Linked DNA regions of Homo sapiens: region 1 is linked to region 2. The links are chromatin loops, found by intact Hi-C in ENCODE. Cell type or tissue: PC-3. All regions are shown on one strand.

Region 1 (8,000 bases), 400 kb before region 2:
TATGAGTCCCGTACATTCCTTCTCTAGTCCAATGTTACAATCTTCAAAGCTATTAAAAGCCTGGGCAAGAAGGCCATGAGAATCACCATGTTGGGTGGACCCAGTTTCTAATGGCCTGAATTTGCGTATCAAAGATTGCCAGCCTGGCTCTAAGAGCCAGGGCTTTACAAGACACTTTTCCGGAGATGCTTTAAAAAATAAAAAACTTCCCAAGGACACCTTTTTCTATCTGCCTAAAATAATCTCTTATAACTCCTACAACAATAATATTTATATGTGACTTTATATAGATGTAAACATTCAGAGTAAATAAATTGCATGGAATCAAAACAGCTAAAAGTAGACCAAACACATTAATTATAATTGGGATATAGTAACCTCTGACTTCAGATGCTCTACTCTCTCTTTAGCTAACAGACCCTCACATAGTGTAAAATTCTTTTAATAAAAAGCTGTTTATGTTTTATACTAGTTGGCATGCAAAATAGCAGGTATAAAATATATATATGAGTTGCTGGGGATCAAGGTTAATTATGGTCTCATTCACTTGTTAATTCTGGTAACTCTTTGAGAAATGTATATAAGAAATAAGTAATAACTGACACTGAATAGACAATTCAGTTTGTGACACATAAATAAGTTGTCACACTGGTAGGGATATACTTAGAAACTACTGAATTCCCAACTCGTGAATCTATATTTTGCACATTGCTAGTGTTGCAGGGATGCTGGGAGCTTATCATGGTCTCAGTGCCCAGGGAATTTTTCTAATGTTGATAGTCTATGTCAGCAATTTTTAAATGGAGGTTGTATTAGTCAGGGTTCTCTGGAGGGACAGGATTAATAGGATATATGTATGGAAATACATATACTATTATCATATATGTACTCCTTTTCATATGTATGTATGAAAGGGGGTTTATTAGAAAGAATTGTCTCACACAATCACAATTCAAGTCCCAAGATAGTCTCTCTCTGCAAGCTGAGAAAGAAGCCAGCAGTGGCTCAGTCTGAGTCCAAAAGCCTCAAAAACAGGGAAGCCAACAGTACAACCTTCAGTCTGTAGCCAAAGGCCCAACAGCCTCTGGCAAACACTGGTGTAGGTCCAAGAGTTCAAAGGGAAAAGATTCTAGAGTATGATGTTTAAGGGCAGGAGGGACAGAAGGAAGCATCCAGCGCAGGAGAAAGATGAAAGCCAGGAGACTTAGCAAGCCAGCTTATCCCAACTTCCTCTGGCTGCTTTGTTCTAGCAGCACTGGCAACCGATTGGATGGTGCCCATCCACATTGAGGGTGGGTCTTCCTCTTCCAGTCCACTGATTCAAATGTCAGTCTCCTCTGAGAACACCCAAACAGACACACCCAGAAACAGCACTTTACCAGCTATCTAGCCATCCTTCAATCCAGTCAAGTTGACACCTAATATTAATCACAATAGAGATCTCTTATAATAATGTGGGAGATTGAGTGTCCCTAGAATATTATTTTTTCTATAACATTTAAGTTTTTTATTTTTTGAGTCTGATAGCATAAACTATTTTGGGGGTAGAGAGGTATCAACCAAAGGCGTTAACTGAAATAAGCACCAAAAATGCTGTACTGGTATTGCTTTCATTTTCTTTAACCATAAAGATCTTAAAATTGTCATAGGAATTAAAAGAACCTCTCCCTCTCTGAAGGTTTGAGCCTTCCGAAATAACCTAACAATAGACAGATTAACAGGAGAAAAGGCATACAAATTTATTGACATGCACGTATCCATGAGAGCCATATGAAATATGTGACTCAAAGAAGAGCCAGATGGTGGAAGTATAAATATCCCATTTATAGGGGAGAGGGTAGTGGGGGCCTATAGATAATTTTAGAGGAGTAGTAAATAATTTTAGGAGAGATAAATGGGCCCGGGAGGGAGACATTATCCTATAAATGATTCTCTTAGGAATTTCAATGAGCCCAGAGACAGACAGTATCTTGTGACAAAGTCCATCCAGATGTGGTTACATTCCTGTCTTCTGGTAATAAAATTTCAGGGAAGGAGTAGAAGGCAATTGTGTTTTCTTTGGCAGATGTGATCTCAAAGCATAAAGGAATATTAAAGTAAAGCCTTTCCTTGTGCTTAGGGAGAAACAGAGGGTTTGAGACAGGGCTGCAGGGAAGGGGGAGGTCAGAGAGATCTTGAGCCTGCTTCTTTATTTCACCACATCAATGGATCATATTCTGGGATATTATTTTCTGATCCTTAAGATTGCAAACACCTAGTTCTAGCATTTCTTCTCCCCACTGCTCCTTATTTTTCTCCTCAATACTTTTCACTATTGACATACTCTAGCCTTTACTAGTGAAATGTTTGTTTTTGTGATTTTTATGATATAATAATAATTATATATTTGCTCTTTGTCCCTGGTTCCTGGCACAGAACTTCTAAAATTGTTGTAACTTCCTGAGTGGTAGGGGTGATTGAAATGTCTTTGTTATTATATCCGCCCCCCCTCCCCCGCCCCCCTACCCTGCAAACACCCCTGTTCCTGAAATAGCTCAGAAGCATAAAGATGAAAGGAGTATCTTTTGTTATTCATAACAAGCCCCTTTCAACTCTACCTGAGTTTATGTTAATGAGGTGACTTTTGGAAAGTACCTAAGAATACAGGCCTGGTTGCCAAGGGAACCAATCCTGTAATTAGAGGTTAGAACATTCAGCCCCATCCCCCAATCTTCAGAAAAAGGAGTGGGGTTAGAGATTGACTTAATCACCAAAGGCCAATGATTAAATCAATCATGCCTTAATAATAAAGCCTCCATAGAAACCCTAAAAATGGGTTTGGAGAGCATCTGGGTTGGTGAACAAGAAGGCTGCACATGCCAGGAGGGTGGCACACTGGAATGGAAGTTCCTGTGCTTGGGACCCTTCTGGATCTCACCCCATGTATATTTTCTTCTGACTGTTCATTTGTATCCTTTAAAATAGCATTTGTAGGCTGGCTGTGGTGGTTCACACCTGTAATTCCAGCACTTTGGGAGGCCAAGGCAGACGGATCACTTGAGGTCAGGAGTTCAAGACGAGCCTGACCAATATGATGAAACCCCCTCTCTACCAAAAATAGAAAAATTAGCTGGGTGTGGTGGCATGCACCTGTAATCCCAGCTACTCAGGAGGCTGAGACAGGAGAATTGCTTGAACCTGGGAGGCGGAGGTTGCAGTGAGCCGAGATCACGCCATTGCGCTCCAGCCTGGACAATAAGAGCAAAACTCCATCTCAAAAAAAAAAAATTTCTAATTGGTAAATAGTAAGTAAACTGTTTTCCTGGATTCTGTGGGCTGTCCCAGCAAATTGTTGAACATGAGAAGGGAGTCCCATGAAACTCTGACTTGTAGCCAAGTTGGAAAGAAGTTGTGAGTAACTAAGGGATCTTCTATTTGCAACTGGCATCTGAAGTAAGGAATATTTTGTGAGACTGAATCCTTAATCTGTATGGCCTGTTCTAATTCCAGGTGGTCAGGGTCAGAATAGAGTTAAATTGTAGGACACCCAGTCGGTGTTTGCTGATAATTAAGTAATTGGTTGGTGTGGAAAAAAAAACAAAAACAAAAACACTGTTGTTTAGAACTAGAATGAAAACTCCATGAGGACAAGAGTTCTGTCTGTTTTGGTCACTGTTTTGTGCATATAAGAAACTACAAAGCCCACCATTATTCGATTAACTCATCTTTTGCATCACAATTCCTTTTCACCAAGAGAGTGAGCAAGTCTGATTATTCCACCTAGAATCTGATAATTCCACACCTGTGGCATTAGGGGCAGGATTGAATGGAAATGGAATATAGGGTTCCTAAAAGAATGGAGTATTCAACGGAGGAAAATAGAGTCTAGCTCATTATTACTCTGTGAAATAAATTCTCAAGATCTTCATTTTATTAAAAAAGAAGGAAATGATCAGGGAGTTTGAGAAACTTATTCAAGTACCTAAAATAATTATCTGATTGTCAACTGAAGAATGACAAGATTCATATATTTGAAAAGGAGGACTTTATTTTTCATGAAGTGTTGTGGCCTGAAGAGTGGCCATTCTGGCAGACTGAGAAGAGTAGCCTATGGTCAGAAGCCAGAAACAGACACTTTGAGACAGGGACAGAGGGAAGAGGAACTTATGCTGAGCAAGGGGACCAAATATATGTATTTAATAAGCTATATGAGGAGTAATGAATATTTATGAAAGGAGAAACATACGCATGTGCAATTGAGCTTCATGATTCTCTATGGGATCCATGTTCAGAACATAGAGATGTTAGCATGATCCAAGGGTGGAGTTTCTGGCCCTCTCATGTCAAAAGGTGAAGCAGAGGACGGGAAAACCATTACTGATCATCCTCTGTAGACCGGCCAGACCCACTCCATAGTGGATGGTCTCCTACCAGGAAGAGATGCTGATGGGTTGTTTTGTTGGAACTGCAAAAGGAAGGGGCAGCAGTCAGGCCGTTGGTTATACCAACGGTGGAGTCTTCCGAAAGGGCTGGTTTCTGATTAGCCCTTATCGAAGAAAACCTAATGGTGGTTATCGATGGAGAGGCTATAACAAGGTGTATCTGACCTCCCATGTTGTCATGGCTGAGAACTCAGTTTTCAAGGTTGCCTGGCCAAGAAAGGGTCCATTCAGTAGGTTGTGGGACTTAGAATTTTGTTTGTATTTCTCAGATAGAAAATGAACATAACCCCAAGACTTCAGATTCAGTGATTTTTTTTCACAACTGCAACAACAGACTAGATAGAAGTTCTCTAAAGAACATTTCACTTCTTTTAAGATCATGCATGCTGCCATACATGGCCCAGGAATAAACTACACCATTCACTGAGGATAGGTCCAAGGGAAATGGCTAGAATTCTTACTATAAAATTCCAGATTGGGAGAAGAAGCAATATCACGTGGATCAGGCTTCTTGGAAAAGTGAAAAGATTCAATTTATAAAGAAAGTAGCAGTAAATTAGACTAAAATAAATGCATTGGGTATTTTGTCTTCAAGAGATGTTTTTCAAATTTAAATTTTGGAAATCTAGAGAAAGGGCCAGGTGCAAATGGCTCATGCTTGTAATCCCAGCTCTTTGTGGGGCCAAGGCAGGCAGATCACTTGAGGTCAAGAGTTTGAGACCAGCCTAACCAACATGGTGAAACCCTGTCCCTAATAAAACTACAGAAAACATTAGCTAGGTATGGTGGTGCATGCCTGTAATTCCAGCTACTTGGGAAGCTGAGACAGAAGAATCACTTGAACCTGGGAGGTGGAGATTGCAGTGAGCCGAAATGTCACCACTGCACTCCAGCTTGGGAGACAGAGCAAGATAAACAAAAAGAAAAGAAATCTAGTAAAAGGTTTCTCTCTCTTTCTTTCTCTCATCCTCACATCTCTCTCGCACGTGTGAGAGAGGCAAGACATGGTCTCAAAAATATGTAAATATAAACATATGTGTGTGTATGTGTGTGTGTATATAGATAGATAGATAGTTTTTTTAATGGTTTTTTTTTTTTTTTGAGACCGTGTCTTGCCTTGTCACCCAGGCCAGGCTGGAGTGCAGTGATACAATCATGGCTCACTGCAGCCTTGACCTCTCAGGCTTAAGAGATCCTTCTGCCTCAGCCTCCTGAGAAGCTGGGACTACAGGTACATGCCACCATGCCTGGCTAATTTTTAAAATTTTTTGCAGAGATAAGGTCTCACTATTTTGCTCAGGCTGGTCTTGAACTCCTGAGCTCAAGCAATTCATCTGCCTTGAACTTCCCCAAATGTTGGGATTACAGGCGTGAGCCACTGCACCCAGCCTATTTCAATATTTTGAATACATTTCAGAGTTATTTATTTAAATTTACATACACATGCATTAGTCAGGGTTCTCTAGAGAAATAGAACTAATGCTATATACAATATAATATTTTAAATGTATTATATATTATAATATATATAAGAGAAGACTTATAGGAATCGGCTGATACAACTGTGGAGGCTGAGAAGCCATAATCTGCTGTCTGTTTGCTGGAGAACTAGGAAAACCAGTGGTGTAATTCAGTCTGAATCCTAAGGCCTGAGGACAGAGGTCCCAATGGTGTAAGTCCCAGTCCAAATCAGAAGCCCTGAGAACCACTGAGGTTGGAGGGACAATGGCGTAAATCCAGGAACAAGCCTGAAATCCCCCAAACAAGAAGTGCCAATGTCTGAGTGCAGAAGATGTATATCCTCACTGAAAAATATAGAGCAAATTTTGCCTTTTCTCTGCTTTTATCTTCTATTCAGTCTCTCAGCATGTTGGATAATGCCCACGCATATTGGTGAGGACCATCTTCTTCACTCAGCCTACAGATTCAAATGCTATTTTCTTCTGGAAACATCCTCACACACAGACATACTAAAAAATAATGTTTCACCAACTCTATGGCATCCCTTAGTCCTGTAAGTTGACACATAAAATTGACGACCTTAACATATTATGTGAGGACATAAATCAATTTAAAAAATAATGCTAAAAAATGAGATAATATGTGAAAAACTTATTAGACCTGGATTATTTGACTATATAACAAACAAAAATATTAAATATACATTATATAATGTGAATCTTTTGGAAAAATATTTAATGTTTTTAATGATCACAGCATTGACATTTAGCATTTATGGCATCACTCTTATTTTGTCCTATTTAACCTGTTGGATATTATTTTTAACACTCTACAGTTCTGACCACAAGCATTAAAACTTTGTCAGAGGCTGTTAATAATCATTCATCTTTGATGAACAATTGATGAGATGAAATAAACAAAAATTAGGGAGAGCTGCATTTATTTGGATGGAGAAAAAAAACCATTTAAAAAATCTGAATTATTAAACAGTTTTATCTTTTTGCTTGCTGGCATAATCCTACATCATCTCCATTTGAGGTAATATTCTAGTTGATGAATGAAGGTTCTTGCCTATTGAAATAATGAGTATCTGAAACATTCAAGTCATTAGGAGTTGTCCTGAAGGCTGTCTGCCCCCATGGTCCTAAGACCACTCATTTATAACCTGCCAAAAAGTGGATGAATTTTGAGGATTTTAATCTAAGACTCAGAATATACAATAGGAAGGCAGACTTCTTCCTCGTCAGTTTGTACACCCTGTGCCTATACATTAATTTCTATATAATTTAAGATTTCCAGGGTTTCAGTAGACAGTGTTAATGGTGTGTTGCTTCATTAGTGAGAAGATTCAAGGATCTCAAGTGCAAGAAGATATTTAATAATGGATATCACTAAATATCTACTTACATGCAAAAATACACTCCCTAATTGCATGGGATTACAGGGGATTATTAAGCCATCTTTTATATATCAATATTGGTGAACTATGCTTTTTATGTAGAAAATTGCTCCATGTACTCCATTATTTATAAGCCATGAGTATTAAAATGGTCCTTAAACTACATCAGATGAACAAAATTTAGAAATGTATCTCATGACTTATTTTGGAGAATTTAATCCTCAACATTAAAGTTAAAGAAATCTGCCTGCTTTTGAGAATCAAAAAATCCTGAATATCTTTCAATGTGTACTTTATATAATTACTCAAAACTGAACAACAACAACAACAACAAAATAACAACTAAGACTGAGCCACTGTTAGCTTTAGCTAGTGTTTATATTACCATCTTTTCTATTTGTTCTCTCTAGAACTGAAGAACTCTTTTTGCATGGTAACTTTGAACTGAATCACTTGCAGGCAATTTACAAGGTAACCTCAGTGTCTGAGGCAGCAGTAAATTTCCAGCTTACTGAATTTTGCCTGTAGTAAAGTGAAGATAGAACAGACTTGTTTTCTGTTCTAAATATAAACACAGCAGTTTTCCCTGTCAGCAGTTGCTATTCAGACGCATGTATGCTCTTCCACTTAAAATTCAGAGCCATTTTTCTTGCTATTATTGGGGCTCAGAAAATGACACCCCAAAGTAAAGGCCTCAGAAGCAAAGTATTTCTCTGAGG
Region 2 (8,000 bases):
AAAAAAATTTGTTTATTTGTTTAATGACTGGGTGGGAATAGTTCTGTGGTCTCTCCTGACATCAGTAATGCCAGTAATGCCTATGATTCACTTTTGTTTCCTTGTTTTTATTTTTTCAAACATGGGTTCCTAGGGTTCTACCTAGGGTCAGATTGGCTAAGTGGTCAATCAACAATTACTCAGAGGGTATGCTGAAATAACATGCGCTAAGGGTTGCATCATTTGTCAATGGATCTGTATATGGGTGAGTAACACAGCTAAGGGTTAGGCAGTTTACGAAACTGTACCATGTTTTATCTTCTATGGAAGCAACACTTCAAATTCAGTCAGGTACCAGTAGATAACTAGGACCATCATAAATGTGTGTGCAACCTTGGACATGTATAAATCCAGATCCTCAGGAATGAGTAAGAGTTTAAGAGCTTAGGTCTGTATATCAGTCATGGTTCTCAAAAGTAGGAGAACTAATAAGATAGATATATAGATGTGTGTGTATGTGTGTGTGTGTGTGTGTGTAGAGAGAGACAGATTTTATGTATATACACAGAGAGAGAGAGAGAGAGAGAGAGAGAGAGAGCTTATTTCTTTATCCAGAGAGAGAGAAAGAAAGAATTTACTTTAAAGAATTAGTTCATATAATTATGGGTGCTGACATGTCCAAAATCTGTAGAGCAGGCTAGGATCAGGCTGGAAACTCCAATAGGTGTAAATGCCATGGTCTTAAGGTAGATTTTTTTCTTCTCCAAGAATTCTGTTATTTACTCTTTTTGTTATTTACTCTTTTTTTTAAAGTCAGCTGATTGTAGATGTTAACCACATCTATAAAATATCTTCACAGCAACACTGTATTTAGCTTACTGTTTTGTTACATAATTAGATACCACTGCCTAGTCAAGTTGACAAATAAACCTAACCAATACCATCTACTACAGGTGTCTTATGACCTGTGCCTCCCTGTGAAATTTCTGGATGACCTGTGTTTGGTTTCTTGCCTCAATCAGTATCTTGTCTTCAGGTTACCTGCAATATTTGCATTCCCTGATTGTTTCTCACTGAAATCACTATCATTTTCATCAATGTCCTGGAAAAAAGGCTTTTTTTGTTTGTTTTTCCCCAAGGTCCCAGCAAGTCAAATCAGTCTCCCTGACTGGCTAGTTACAGATCCTCCTGGCCTACCCTACAGTGGTAGAACTACTGCACAAAGGAGGGGGAGGTGAGTGAGAGGGTATGTGAGCAGCTGCAATCTAAAACACTGCACACTTCCACTATTCTAACAAAACTTTTCCTGAATAAGTGCTTCTTAAATTTTTATACACCACTGATTAACATCCAGAGCCCCAGAATGGTTATCTTTTGAAAATTTTGTTCAGTTTAATAATCACTTTGTGGGAAAAAGATTTCAGAGCTCCTCACTCAACCATTTCTGAAGTTCTGCTTCTCCAATATTGCTAATTTAACTTTTATCAAATTTATATATTCAAATAAACTAAATAAGTAAAACAACTATATGACTTTGTTAAATAAAGCAAAAATATTTCCTTTATTTGTAATTTCCATTATACAAATAATGAACTTTTGTCTTTTTTAGCTTATTTTTTATCCATATGCTATTCTTTTTTAATGAGTCCTCTCTCTGTTCCAGGAACCAATCCAAGACACCACATGACTTTCAGCCTTCATGTCTCCTTAGTCACTTCTGATAGTATATAAGCTTACAGTTGAGTTTTGATTTTGTGTCCAACCTGACAATTGATGTATTTATATTATTCATATCAAAAGTAATTATCAACACAGATCAAATTCTACCATCTGGCTAGTTATTCGCATTTGTTTTTTATAAATATATATTTTTTCTACCTTCTCCAATTTTAATTGTGTATATTTATAATTTCATTTTATATTCCTCACTTGTACTTCTTTCTTTTTCTTTTTAGTGATTGCCCCAGGATACAAAATATACATGTTTCAATCATCTAAGGTCACTTTCAGATAATAGTATACTACTTTACATATAGTATATGGAGATTATCACAGTATCTTCTCAACTCCTTTCCCACCCCTGTGTCATTGTGGTCATGCATTTCCCTTTTGCATATGCTATACACACAGGATATTGTTATTATTGTTCTTTTAATTAATCAGTTGCCTTTAAATGTATAAAAATAACAAGAATAACAAGATATTTTATTTTACTTTTGTTTATTCCATTTCCAATAATCTTCTTCTCTTTGTATATATTCAATCTTCCAGCCTATAACCTATTTTTTTTTTTCTGTCTGAAGGACTTCTTGTAACATTTCTCATGGAATGGATCTTCTGTTAATGAGATTTCTTATGTTTTGTTCTCAGGAAGTCTTTATTTCCTTTATTCCTTTTAAGCGGTATTTTTGCGGGGTATAAAATTCAAAAATTTCATTTTGTTTTAATTTTCAGCACTGTAAAAGAACTCTTTCTATTGTCCTCTTGCTCTCATGATTTCATACAGGAAGTCTGTTGAAGTTCTTATCCTTGTTCTTTGGAATGTAGCATGTAATTTTCCCCTTCTGGCTACATTTAAGATTTTCTCACTGTCTGGTTTAGGAAAGTTTGATTAATATCCCAAGTTTTGGGAACTTTTGTACTTCTTTTCACTGGACTCTGAGATTTCTTCATGTCTGCTACTGTGTTTCTACTTTCTAACATTTTTACTTGAGTTTTTATTAGTTTACATATCTCTGCTAAAATAATCTATTTGATCTTGCATGTTGTTTGTTTTTTTCCTCAATAGAGTCTTTAACCTCTCATAGTTATTTTAAACTTGTTTTCTTTATTCCTGCCATATGTCTTACATATGAGCCTGATTCTTATATTGCCTTGTATTTCAATATTATATTTATTCTCACCTTTTTATGCCTCATAATTTTCAGCTGAAATTTTGACATGTTGTATAGGCAAGCATATTCTGGTATCTGTATTTGTGTTTGTGTGTGTGTGTATGTGTGTGTGTAAGTGTGTCCGTGTGTCTTGTTTTTTGTCTCTGACACTTAGGTTTTGTCTTAACTCTGTGCCAGTCCCTGGAGTGATCTGTCCCTTGCAGTATTTTTCCGCTGTATTCCATTGCTGCTTTGATTTGATTTTTTGATACTTTAGTGTCGTTTTGTGAGCTGGTGGGGGGGTGCATTTTCCGATGCACTATGTAGGTCTTAGTCTTATGAAGGCACTGAAAAAGTGAATCTCAGGAGTATTGCATCTTCCTAAGTGTTTTGGCTCCTCCTTCAGATGAAATGCTGGGTGTAACATGTATCTGTGTTCCTCTTCAAAAAGTACAGTTTAATTTCTTCTTCTCCGTTCCCCTCCTCAAGTGGCAGTGGGTTTCCGCCAGTGCCTTCAGGCTTTGTATTTTAATGAACTCTGCCATACAGACTAGGGAATATATAATAGTGGCTCTTGATAGAATTTTAGAGATGACTGTTATTCCACTCTCCAGTCAACACTATGGCAAAAGCTTTCTGAGGATACTTCTTCATCTTCCCTGTGAACATCTGAGAAGGGCCTGGGGAGAGGGGTTCTTAAAGAAAAAAGCCTGCAGGAGTACGTGAAACCTGCCATGACTATCTCTCCCAGGGGTTTTATACTTTCACCTTAGCCCATACTTGGCCTTTTGCAATTCATTAATAATTTCCACTTGAAACTACTTTTTGTCTTGTATGTCATTCATTGGCATTTGTCCAAGATAAGCAAATGCTCAGTGCCTGTTTTTGCATTCAGGTGCTTTTCATGACTCACTTCCCTACTTCACATTGTTTGTTTGCCCTATGTGCTCAGTTTTCTGCTAGATTCAAGAGAAGCTGTTTATTTGCAGTCTGTCTAGTTTTTCTTGTAAGTTTACAAGTGAAGCTCTTTCTGGCATTTTGTCTCTCTGAGCTAAAAACAGAAGTTGAATTATTATTATTTTGCCCTCTCCATATTTATGATCTATTTTTAATGTTTTTCTTCTGGATCAACTTTTCCCTGTTTTCTATTGTCTTTTGCTGTCTTTCTGGGAAAATATTCCAACTTCATCTCTCACAGTTTCAATTACGTTTTCATGTTACTATAAATTTAACTTAAAATAATTATATTCTTATTTGTTTGTTTCTTGAATGCACTTTTATTATAGTACTGTCATGGATTTCTAGAAATGTTACTTGCCCTTTCATTCAAGAGAAATTGCACAGTTTCTTCCTCTTCCAAGACATTTTGATCTGTTTGTTTTAAACCATATGTTATATAAAACATATTTATCTGTGTATAAATAGATAGGCAAATATCAGTTATATAAATAACTGGTGGCTTTCTTTTCTCATCATTTTTGTCTGTCCACTCATGTTGCAGTGGGAGGGACTAACAAGATGAAATTAATGTTTCAGGCCAACTCACTTAATGAGGAAAAATAGAAAAGTCATACAAAGTATAAAAATAAATTTCCTTGACAGCATTTTGTAAGTCAAAATATAGCAAAATTTAAGGGTCATGATTTGAGAAAAAAAAACAGATATATTTATAAAAATGAGCCTAGTATTTGGGGCTGATTTTCCTTTGAGGGCATCTGACTATTTCAGAAGGACATCTTATAGGCTAAAAAGCTGATAGTACTTTGATGGCCTCTTGATGCTAGGGGGGCAGGAATTAGAGTATGGAGGACAATGAATGGATAACAATTATGAGTAAGTAGAAATCTTATTATATAGGTTCTGGCAGAAGCTGCCGTTCATATTTGAATCATTTCAATCCATGAAATGAAATTGAAGTAATCCCAGATTGCTGTTGCCTGGCTGAAGTCAAAGCAAACCCTCTCTGGAGGAACAGATCATCACCCTCATTTGCATTATAATTCTACAAACAATTTTGCAAACACAATGGCACAAAATAGAGCATAGCCAGGCATATATATGGAAATAATAAAATTAAGGTAAAACAGTAGGAATAACAAATTATAGCAACAGAATAACAGAATATCCCCATTTTAAAGCTAACTGTAACAGTCTTTTGAGTAACTGCTTAGTACGTTCAAGGATATAAGGAAAAAATGAGAGTTTGAGTAGGTAAAAATACTTTTATGACGTGAAATAGATTGTATGCAAATCATAAATCTGATGAGGTTAATATTTCAGAATATACAAGAAACTCAACTCCGTAGCAGAAAATAAATAAAAACAAATAACCCAATTTAAAATTGGGTAAAAGAAATGAATAGACATTTCTCAAAATGATATACAGGTGGCCTACAGGCATATGAAAAAATGCTCAACATCACTAATCATCAGGGAAATGCAAATCAAAACCACAGTGACATATCACATCACCTCAACCGGAAGAGCTATTTTTTTTTTTTTTTTGAGACAGAGTCTTGCACTGTTGCCCATGCTGGAGTACAATGGTGCTATCTCGGCTCACTGCAAACTCCGTCTCCCAGGTTCAAGTTATTCTCCTGCCTCAGCCTCCCGAGTAGCTGGGATTACAGGTGCACATCACCACACCCAGCTAATTTTTGTATATTTAGCAGAGACAGGGTTTCACCACGTTGGCCAGGCTGGTCTCGAACTCCTGACCTCGTGATCCTCCCACCTACAGCTATTATCAAAAAGATAAAAAATAATAAATGCTGCTGTGTATGTGGACAAAGAGGAACACTTATACACTGCTGGTGGGGATGAAAATTAGTATAGCTGTTATGGAAAACAATGTGGAGGTTCCTCAAAAAATTAAAAATAGAACTACAATATGATCCAGCAATCCCACTATTGAGTATATATTAAAAGGAAATGAAAGCAGTATGTTGGAGAGATACCTGCACTCCCATGTTTACTGCTGCACTATTCACAATAGCCAAGGTATAGAATCAACCTGTGTCTATTAACAGATAAATGGATAAAGAAAATGTGGTATATATACACCATGCAATACTATTCAGTTATGAAAAATAATGAAGTCCTGTCATTTGCAACAACATGGATGAACCTGGCAAACATTATGTTAAGTGGAATAAGCAGGCATAGAAAGACAAACACCGCATGATCTCACTCATATGTGGAATTTAAGGACGTTTATCTCATAAAGGTAGAGAATAGAATAGTGGATACCAGAGGCTGGGGAGATCAGGGGAGAGGGGGAAATAGGGAAAGATTTGTCAAGAAGTACAAACTTGCAGTTAGATAGAAGAAATAAATTCTGATGTTCTATTGCATACAAGGGTAACTATGGTTAATAATATTGTGTTGTATATTGCAAAATGGTTAGAAGAAAGGACTCTGAATGTTTATCAAAGAAATGATAACTGTATGAGGTGATGAATATGCTAAATACCATGACATATTACACAATGTATACATGTATTGAAACATCACGTTATACCTCATAAATATGTATAATTATTATGTGTCAATTAAAAAATGAAAAGAAAAAGAATCATGGGTAGACAAGATTGTGACAATAAAAATTGCTCAAAAATATGAAAATTAAAATGTAATTGATAGTTTAAAGTTAAACCACTGAAAACAGATGCAGCAAATTTGCATTTGTAAGAGAATACTTTATTATAAAACCGTGGCTTAATTCTTTAATAATTATCACTGACATGTGGGAAAGAAGGTCAGACAAGATTCTAACTGTCTAGAGATCAGGTTTGATTTCATGTTTGCCGGCCAAAGCTTTTTCTAAGCTCCAGGGAAGGCTGAAACCTACATGGGAGATATTCGTTATAGTGACCATACTTCACTGAAATAGGAGTACCAAATTTCTGATATTTCAATGGTTAATAATGTATTTCTTCAACCACTAATTTCAAATTGTAATATCTCATTTATGAAAATGGTAAAGAATACTTAGATAAAAGGCAATAAACAATACAAGCATAAAATGTACTTTTGTTTTTTGGATAAAATAGTTGATTATTTCCAAAATGTTGTCATTTTTCTTTCAGAAAAGAATGTTTTCTTTAAAGCTTTTGTCTTCTAATGCCTCATTTTCCTTATATACACACAAATCATATATTGTATTTTAATATAATATAAATATATTATTAGAATTTGTAAAGAAAATAATTTTCTCTCCATTAAAAAATGTTTATGTATTTTTAATTGCAAATAATTTCCATTAAAGTGCCAACTAAGTGAGTAATGAAAGTTTAGTCTCCTGATATGGGACATGTTATCAGAGAAAACACAGGGGAAGAAATATGAGATAATTTTCAAAATTCCATTTATTTCAAAGATGTGAAATGAATCAGTCACTTTTCTTTAAAATTATTCTTTTTTAAATCTACATTTTAGAAGGTATTAATACTAAAGTTGATTTAAAATGGTAGGTTTAAATGGAGCCAGAAGGACAAATCAGAATGACAACTTCTCACACTGAGGACTTGACAGGCTTTTATTGAATCTGCAAGGGCTAATAAAATACTTCTTGCTACATGCAATGCTCCTACAATTTTTGCTGGAAAAGAATAATGTCTTCTCTTATAGCTTTGTACCACAGTTTGAAACATTCAGTGTGTTTCTGTGAATCTTCACTATAATTTCCACTCTTCAAAATAGATAAAATAATTGAGTACAAAAAGTGTTGATTGACATATCCAAATATTTTAAATGATTTGGGTGAAGTGTATCAGAGCAATAGAAATTGACATTAAGTGCATAAAAGGCCAATTGTTTCAGGTACATTGAATATTCTTCACAAAATTAGTATTATTTCCTCGGCAAAGAGTATCCTTCACATGAGTAATACTTTGCACAGTAGCTTGAATATAATGAATTCTGACTGAATATTAATTATAGAACATAGAATGTTTGAAATTTAATTACTTAAATATTGAACTTTAATTGTATTTTCATAATATACAATGAAGCAACTTGTAGGAACAGGTTTGAATTATTTTCATAAAAACTTGCCAGAAGCTCTCTCAACATATGTAGTAAAAATTTTACTCAAATATCTTAATAATCAAAACATTTTATTAATCAAATACTTCAGTTTATATGAGA

What was found. A loop is a pair of places that touch in the nucleus more often than their neighbours do. Peaks named below come from ENCODE experiments on the same cell type or tissue, not always from the same donor. Only the 100,000 strongest peaks of a DNase experiment are listed, where the experiment ranks them.
Region 1: it touches region 2 in a loop (3-fold over the local background); 8 of 110 quality-filtered maps call a loop at or near these places.

Annotation. Positions count from the first base shown.
Region 1 is chr6:141,151,127-141,159,126 of GRCh38, forward strand. No RefSeq gene overlaps it. Among named protein-coding and RNA genes, the nearest start is that of MIR4465, 470 kb to the left of the region's middle. RefSeq lists enhancers at 2,362-2,975, 2,503-2,662. In PC-3, no CTCF peak of the experiment used is centred here; no DNase peak of the experiment used is centred here.
Region 2 is chr6:141,549,004-141,557,003 of GRCh38, forward strand. No RefSeq gene overlaps it. Among named protein-coding and RNA genes, the nearest start is that of GJE1, 580 kb to the right of the region's middle. In PC-3, no CTCF peak of the experiment used is centred here; DNase peaks (open chromatin) are centred at 178 and 3,738; H3K4me3 peaks cover 943 bases; H3K27ac peaks cover 4,175 bases.